Regions from separate parts of the Homo sapiens genome. Here region 1 is linked to region 2. A link is a loop called in an ENCODE intact Hi-C map of the cell type or tissue named here. Cell type or tissue: K562. All regions are shown on one strand. Links, peaks and the distances in the headings refer to the core of each region. The heading gives the core; the rest is flanking DNA.

Evidence for each region. A loop is a pair of places that touch in the nucleus more often than their neighbours do. Peaks named below come from ENCODE experiments on the same cell type or tissue, not always from the same donor. Only the 100,000 strongest peaks of a DNase experiment are listed, where the experiment ranks them.
Region 1: a loop joins it to region 2, with 13 times the contacts of the local background. A loop is called at or near these places in 96 of 110 quality-filtered maps.

Annotation. Positions count from the first base shown.
Region 1 is chr6:24,579,247-24,583,642 of GRCh38, reverse strand. It overlaps KIAA0319, which reads left to right. Exons shown (of 21, transcript NM_014809.4): 5 at 1-39; 6 at 1,297-1,394; 7 at 2,630-2,717; 8 at 3,693-3,785. Among named protein-coding and RNA genes, the nearest start is that of KIAA0319, 65 kb to the left of the region's middle. In K562, for the core only: a CTCF peak has its summit at 2,378 (motif pointing left); a DNase peak (open chromatin) is centred at 2,362; H3K27me3 peaks cover 1,126 bases.
Region 2 is chr6:24,764,418-24,768,813 of GRCh38, reverse strand. No RefSeq gene overlaps it. Among named protein-coding and RNA genes, the nearest start is that of GMNN, 8.3 kb to the left of the region's middle. In K562, for the core only: a CTCF peak has its summit at 1,914 (motif pointing right); a DNase peak (open chromatin) is centred at 1,945.

The DNA of each region.
Region 1 (4,396 bases), core at 254-4,253, 190 kb after region 2:
TTGAACTGAAGGCCTTTGTTGCGCCAGCGCCACCTGTAGGTGAGAGTTTAACCTTCCTCCCTGACCACTAGGAACTGGGGTGTTTTTCTTCAGCAGGTCCTTACAGGCTATTTACAACGCCGATTCTTTTTCACAGTATTGCACGACGTCACAAACAAAGGTGGAGGACAAGGCTTTGATTATTCTTAAGCATCAACATTTGTTGAAATAGTTTCAAATGGAGTAAGAATCTAGGAAATTAAATACAGTATATATCGTTTAATTGGTCAGGATGGAAAGTCATAAATTTCTGATGATGCAAAGCAGATCAGGAGAGGCTGCCACGTACCAGTTCTTGAACTGTAATAACCCATAGAACCTGGGAAGATTCCACCGGGATGAGAGGGAAGTGGCGTGCACCCATAGGTTTGTTTGCAGATACTGTGGCATTGACAATCACGGCTCTCAGGTTCTCAGGATGCCTCACACTAGCTGCTCAAAAAAATTTATTCAAAATGCTCTTTCTTCTACTTGTCCAGTGCTCTACCATTCAGTAAGCATTTGACCTGGGACCTGTGGCCTGTCAAATGCATTGTTTTTAAGGTAAACTCATTCTTAAGGTGTTTGACTATTTCTCATTCAGGTTAGTTCCTTAATTCATTTTTTTCTCCACCACATATTGGTCAAAATTTTATACACAGAGATGATAATATTTGGCATTTGCATTTTAATCCTTTGAGGTGAGGTACCTTATATTTTAACTACTAATATCTGCAGCTGGGAGACAGTTTCATCTTAACATAGACATGTTTATACTGTTTTTGTGTCCTTAAATAAACCCCTACAACAGATCAAATGAATTGAAATCTCCTTGCCTTTTGTTAAAAAGAGAAAAGCACAATGTATTATACTATGTTAAAACTGATATGGATAGTCAGATGTAGCCCCCTAGGAAAAAACTCATCACATACTAATGGTTAAGTTAGGGAGGTTTTTTTTTTTTTAACTTTATACATTTTAAAAATTTCCTGTAAGACGTATGTTTTTATAACAAAAAAAGAAATGTTACATTAAGAAGATACATGTTATCTTGGCTGATAGTTGAAAGTCAAGTTCATAAGATGATAACAAGAGTGAGGGGATAAAAACAAATAAACAAAAAATATATATATAAGTTAAAAAAAAAAAAGAAAGCTGAGTTGAGTATATCTAAGGTAATCTGCACTGGTGGTTTAAAGGCTGTCATCTTCCCTCTGCCCAGGTTATCTAGTGTCCTCTCAGAATTTATAACTACTCATATTTATTTTTTGCTCTCAGAAACAACCTACAACTATGAATGGAATTTAATAAGCCACCCCACAGACTACCAAGGTGAAATAAAACAAGGACACAAGCAAACTCTTAACCTCTCTCAAGTAAGTAACTGGAGACTGGTTGTGTCTAACAGCACAGCGTAACGGCATAGAGCTCAGTTAATACCTTCTTAGCTACTGAACCCAAACGTCTTTCTTCTTTTTGGGGACAGAGTCTTGCTCTGTTGCCCAGGCTGGAGTGCAGTAGCGCAATTACAGCTCACTGCAACCTCTGCCTCCCGGGTTCAAGTGATTCTCCTGCCTCAGCCTCCTGAGTAGCTGGGATTACAGGTGCACGTCACCACACCCGGCTAATTTTTTTGTATTTTTTGTAGAGGTGGGGTTTCGCCATGTTGGCCAGGCTGGTTTTGAATTCCTGACCTCAAGTGATCTGCCCTCCTTGGCCTCCCAAAGTGTTGGGATTACAGGCATGAGCCACCACGCCCAGCTGCAAACATCTTTCTCATGGTAAGATCAAAAGTAGGATATGAATGAATAAAGTTTCAGGCATGCAAGTAGGCAGGCAGATGGTTAAGAGGCTTTGGATGGCGTTTCTTTATTTGGGTTACTTAGTATATCTCAGTTTGGGGAAAAGAGCCTGGTTGTCCCACAAGCATTGCAGAGAGGTTAAAAACCTGTTGTAACTCTTGCTCTCCTTGCAGTGTTAAGGACATTCTACTTATCTCTGGTTCTCAGTCCGGCACATCTCTAGAGTTGCCAATAATTCCATTCCAGGTCACAATTTGCCCTATCACATATTGTTCTATGATACAAGCACTCACAAGAAACATGCCCTCTTTCTGGCCTAGGAGGATATATAAACCGACTTAGCGACTAGAGATCTAGTCTCCTACCAGATGATTATGTTGACTTCATCTCCTGGGACCACACAGCTAATGGTACAACACAGACTTGCATCACCCTCATGTCATGGAGCTGTGTTTCTCAAAGTGTGGCATCCAGACCACCGGCAACCAATGCACCAGAGCTAGGTGGTAAAAATGCATGGTTCCATACACACATTTGAGAACTGCTGCCCTCTGCTGGTCCATCTCACCCAGGCCTCTTTGAAGCCCTCTGCAGCGAAGCTAAAGGCCTGTCTAGGTGATCTTTAGTGCTCCAGAATTCAGGCTTCAAACATGCGGCAGCCTCTTGACAGATCCAAATGAGACTGTCTCCTGAGCCCCTTCTCTATGCTGACTTTAGGAGTGCGGCTTCTGGGACATTTTAGCTTTTTCTACGTAGTGGACCCATCACGTCTTGCATGTTGAACTGTACAACTTTTCTTTATGTTACAGTTGTCCGTCGGACTTTATGTCTTCAAAGTCACTGTTTCTAGTGAAAACGCCTTTGGAGAAGGATTTGTCAATGTCACTGTTAAGCCTGGTAAGCCGGTGTAAGAGAATGACCTCCTGTTGTACATATTTATCTCAATTTTTGGTGCCTGGATGACTCTATATCTGTCTACCTATCTACCTAGAGAGACAAAACCTATTTTGTATTAGGCTCCATTGTAGAGAAAACACGCAAAGATTATATTTTTGGTTTTTTTTTCTACCTTTCGCATAACACTTTGTACTTGCTTGACAAGGTTATTGCTGGCTGCTCTCGAATGGTGGCAAATCTACCTTAGCCCTCTCTATCTGACATTTACACCATCCACTCTAACTTCTACCTCCACTCTCCGTGATTCAGCTTCACCTTCGAAGCAGGGGCATGTTGAATACATTCAACTGAGCAACCAAGAGGTCAGGGGAAAATGTATGCCCATCGGTCAGTGCATTCATGTGAATTAGAAACAGGTGGTTCTTGGGCTGGGTGGGCACAGCCCTGGCTTGGTGAGTAGAACATGGGCTGGCTTTCAGCCTCCACCAACCCCTCACCTGTGCTGAGGGCACAACCGACCCAATCAAGGTGAACCTCCCTTGTACCCACTTCAGCCCACCCTGAGGGCCTGACAGCTCTATCTTTTGCATATGGTTATGGGGGGTGGGGGGGGGAGTTGCCTTCAGTTAGAGATATAAGATCCACTCAATCCAAGGAGCTGGAACTGTAATCCCTTCATCCCTTGCTCCTGCTCTGTAATTACTGCTCACATTCTGTGATGAGCCCCTTGGTTATTATTGTACATCTTCACTGAGCCTGGGCTTACATGCAAAAGTGTAAATGTCCAGACAAGCTCCTGAAATTCATAGAGAGACTCCAGACTTTAAAAAGTGCTCTCCATAGTTGAGGCCTGTAGGATAAACACCTTCTTGACAGGACATGTATAATCAATTTTTTAAAGTAGATGATTTTATGTGGGTAATGACATATGCCTACACAAGATGGGCTCAGTCACTGTCCTTTTTTTTGTTACAGCCAGAAGAGTCAACCTGCCACCTGTAGCAGTTGTTTCTCCCCAACTGCAAGAGCTCACTTTGCCTTTGACGTCAGCCCTCATTGATGGCAGCCGTGTGTATCCTGAGATAGTTTAGGGATTTCTTTTTTTCTCTACGTGCTACGAAATGTAATGAGTGCTCTGCATCAAAGCTAGGAGGACTTATGGGCTGTTACTTTGATAAACGATCACCTCCTTCTTTAGTTTTATGTCTTCTTTAGTTCCTTTAGCTCCTCTATCCTGTGCTTATTTTCCCTTCACCTTTCGTCTATTCTATTAGAAAGTTCTTTAGCGCCTGGCCATTTGATAGGGAATTAGAGCAATTATTGAAGAATCTCCTTCTGGTGTGGTATATATGGTTAGCAGTTGGAAAATCACTTTGTGTATATATATATGTATATATATATAAGATATATAAGATATATATGAGATATATAAGATATATGAGATATATAAGATATATATATGAGATATATAAGATATATATGAGATATATAAGATATATATATATATATATATCTTTATATAGAGGAGCTCCCGTGACCTGACTTGGGAGGGGAGGTGCCCCCCACCAGATGGGAAAATCACTTTTAAGAACTCTTAGAAGGGATGTCTTCAGTGAGGGAGCGTGGTGGTTTTTTAAAATTCATTCAGAGATCGTTTCTTCTATGGGAGTATATGTGGA
Region 2 (4,396 bases), core at 112-4,111:
GGAGTTCAAGTCCGGCCTGGTCAACATGGCGAAACCCTGCCTCTACTAAAAATACAAAAAATTAGCCAGGTGTGGTGGTGTACACCTTTAGTCCCAGGTACTCGGGAGGCTGAGGCAGGAGAATTGCTTGAATCCGGGAGGCTGAGGTTACAGTGAGCTGAGATGGTGCCACTGCATTCCAGCCTGGGCACAGAGCCAGACTCTGTCTAACCACCATCACCACCACCAACAACAACAACTACAAAAACCCACAGAGAAAGGCTACATCTGAAACTAATGAAAAATAGAAAATGTTTGTGGTTGCTTAAGAGAGTGCGGAATAGGATGGGGGAATAGTGCTGGGATTGCAGGCGTGAGCCACTGCGCCCAACCTAATTTTTCACTTTTGAACTATTAAATGTTTTGTAAAATGCAGGGGGTTTTTTTGTTGTTGTTGTTGTTGTTTTTTGAGACAGAGTCTTACTCTGTCACCCAGGCTGACAGAAGTCGCATGATCTCGGCCACTTCTGCCAACTTCAAGCGATTCTCCTGCCTCAGTCTCCTGAATAGCTGGGATTACAGGCACTCATCACCACACCCAGCTAATTTTTGTGTTTTCAGTAGAGACGGGATTACCCCATGTTGGCCAGGCTGGTCTCGAACTCCTGACCTCAGGTGATCTGCCCACCCCAGCCTTCCAAGTTGCTGGGATTACAAGCATGAGCCACCACGCCTGGCCCAAAATGGTTAATTTTTCTTAGATTCCAGATTCGGTTTTTAAAGTAAATGGCCACTGTCCCTGGCCAAAATGCAGTTTATTTTGAAATGTTTATTTAAAAATAAGATGGGCCCAGCACTTTGGGAGGCTGAGGTGGGTGGATCACTCACTTGAAGTCAGGAGTTTGAGACCAACCTGGCTTATATGGCGAAACCCCATCTCTACTAAAAATACAAAAATTAGCTGGGTTTGGTGGCGGGTGCTTGTAATCGCAGCTACTCGGGAGGCTGAGGCATGAGAAGCGCTTGAACCCAGGAGGCAGAGATTGCAGTGAGCCGAGGTCACGCCACTACACTCCAGTCTGGGTGACAGAGCGTGACAATGTCTCAAAAAAAAAAATAAATAAAATAAAAATAAGATGGATGGATAGAGACAGGAATGTATAGGTAGATGCAATAAAGAAGATATATTAAAATGTTGACGGTAGAATCTAGGCAGTGGGTATACAGGTGTTTAGTGTAAAAAACCTTTAGTTTTTCTCCATGCTTGAAATATTTATTTTTAAATGTTCGAAAACATTAAATAAGAATGGATGAAACAGCAAACCCTAAAACAATTCTAACTGTGTAGCAAATTGATAATGTAACCACACAGAGAAAGTAATTTACTCAAGGGCCGGGTGCAATGGCTCATGCCTGTAATCCCAGCACTTTGGGAAGCCAAGGCAGGAGGATAGCTTAAGCCCAGGAGTTCAAGACCAACCTGCGCAACATAGTGATACCTTGTCTTTATAGAAAATACAAAAATTAGCCAGTTTTTGTGGCACACACCTTTATCCCAGCTATTCTGGAGGCTGAGGCAGGAGGGCAGGGCTTCAGTGATCTGCACTCCAGCCTGGACAACACAGTGAGACCCTGTCTCAAAAAAAAAAAAAAAATTTATTCAAGTATATTTTGAACACATAATTCTGTAACCCCCTTAGTGGGATTTATTATAAGGACAAAAGTCTCGGAGAAATTTTGAACTTTTCTTATCCGAAATCTCTGCTGACTTCATGATAAGAAGTTAGCTGGAACTCCTGCGTACAGTAAATAGCAGGCCAACAGAATTCTTCCTGAACTAGCCGGTTTAGATTCAGTTTCAGAACGTTAATAACCTTATTCACAATAATTTACCAAGAAATATTCATGGCATGTAGTTCCGTGAAGAATTTTGTACTACCCACTAGGTGGCAATGCTATCTAATGTAATTAAAGCAGATCTTTAATTTGAAAGACTCATTCATCTAACAACCTATATTGATCTTTCTCACCTACTGAGCAAACTAGACTTTCATTAAACATTAAACATGTTTCATTAAACATTTCATTTCATTAAACATTACTAAGAATGTAATGTTCTTCGGAATTTTAATAAAAAAGAAAAAAATGATACTATTTCCCCACACAAGGAATATATTAAATCAAACTCAGAATCATTGGATTGGTAGGGACCTCCAGAAATCAGCTAGTCCCTTTGTCCACCTCCAAAAAGAATAACTCTCCTACTCTATAATTTTTTATTTGCCTGGGAAAGATGACATTTCTCAAAGTTCTATTCCAACATTTAGCATATAGTTGAGAGGTGACAGCATGCCGGCAGTCCTCAGAGCCCTCGCTTGCTCTCGGCACCTCCCCTGCCTGGGCTCCCACTTTGGTGGCATTTGAGGAGCCCTTCAGCCCCCCACTGCACTGTGGGAGCCCCTTTCTGGGCTGGCCAAGGCCGGAGCCCACTCCCTCAGCTTGCAGGGAGGTGTGGAGGGAGAGGCAGGAGCGGGAACGGAGGCTGCGTGCGGCGCTTGCGAGCCAGCTGGAGTTCCGGGTGGGCGTGGGCTTGGTGGGCCCCACACTCGGAGCAGCCAGCCAGCCCTGCTGGCCCCAGGCAATGGGGGACTTAGCACCCGGGCCATTGGCTGCGGAGGGTGTACTGAGTCCCCCAGCAGTGCCGGCCCACCAGTGCTGCGCTCGATTTCTCGCCGGGCCTTAGCTGCCTTCCCGCGGGGCAGGGCTCGGGACCTGCAGCCCGCCATGCCTGAGCCTCCCACCCACTCCATGGGCTCCTGTGCGGCCCGAGCCTCCCCGACGAGCACCACCTCCTGCTCCACAGCGCCCAGTCCCATCGACCACCCAAGGGCTGAGGAATGCGAGCCCACGGCGCAGGACTGGCAGGCAGCTCCACCTGCAGCCCCGGCGCGGGATCCACTAGGTGAAACCAGCTGGCCTCCTGAGTCTGGTGGGGACGTGGAGAGTGTTTATATCTAGCTCAGGGATTGTAAATACACCAATCAGCACCCTGTGTTTAGCTCAAGGTTTGTGAATGCACCAATCGACACTCTGTATCTAGCTGCTGTGGTGGGGCCTTGGAGAACCTGTGTGTGGAAACTCTGTATCTAACTAATCTGATGGGGAGTGGAGAACCTTTGTATCTAGCTCAGGGATTGTAAACGCACCAGTCAGCGCCCTGACAAAACAGGCCACTCGGCTCTACCAATCAGCAGGATGTGGGTGGGGCCAGATAAGAGAATAAAAGCAGGCTGCCCAAGCCAGCATTGGCAACCTGCTAGGGTCCTCTTCGTCATTGTGGAAGCTTTGTTCTTTTGCTCTTTGCAATAAATGTTGCTACTGCTCACTCTTTGGGTCCACGCTGCTTTTATGAGCTGTAACACTCACTGTGAAGATCTGTAGCTTCACTCCTGAGCCCAGCAAGACCACGAGCCCACCGGGAGGAATGAACAACTCCACACACGCTGCTTTAAGAGCTGTAATGCTCACCGCGAAGGTCTGCAGCTTCACTCCTGAGCTAGCGAGACCACGAACCCACCAGAAGGAAGAAACTCCGAACACATCTGAACATCAGAAGGGACAGACGCCAGACACACTGCCTTGAGAGCTGTAACACTCACCGTGAGGGTCCGTGGCTTCATTCTTGAAGTCAGTGAGACCAAGAACCCACCAATTGCGGACACATGGTCATGTGGTTCATTCAATCATTATAAAGCAGACAACTTCTGAGCAATTACCATTTGCCAGGTAGGGGGCTAGGTATTGAGGGTATGATGGTGCCACAGACACAGTCCTACTGCCCTCAAGAACTTACTGTCGATTGCCCTGGCCATTGGCCTTCTTGGGAGAATGGAAGCATTGGTGTGGGTCCTAGTGGCATGGTTTGTGTTACTCTTCTCAGCTCAACCAGAGGCGAAAGGGAGGCCCAGTGGGGAAGAACAGAAAAGTATGTTTAATTGTTATTAGAAGACAATGTGAGAAATGCAAGAGAGTAGGTAAAAGGTATGAAGGACCTGAGAGAAGGAAGTCTTAGAAGTAGGTAGAAAAGTTTCCCAGATGAAGCGACATCTAAACTGACATGTGAAGGATAAGTAGGCGCTAAACAGGCGGGGGCCAGATGAAATGGAAGAAGAGAGGGAGGGCTTGCAGGTTGCAAAAGTTGGTGGGAGAAGGATAGCATCCTATTTGCGTCTGTATCCCCAAGGCTCAGCACCACGTCTTTCACAACAGACTTACATTAAACAGAATGAACTAATTCTGACCCTTACCCTGGTGCTATCATAATGTGACCCTGGAAAGATCGCTCCACTTCTTGAATCCTTGCTGTCCTCACTCTGAAGGTGAAGGAGATCACTCAGGGAGACTGTGGAGAAGGAGG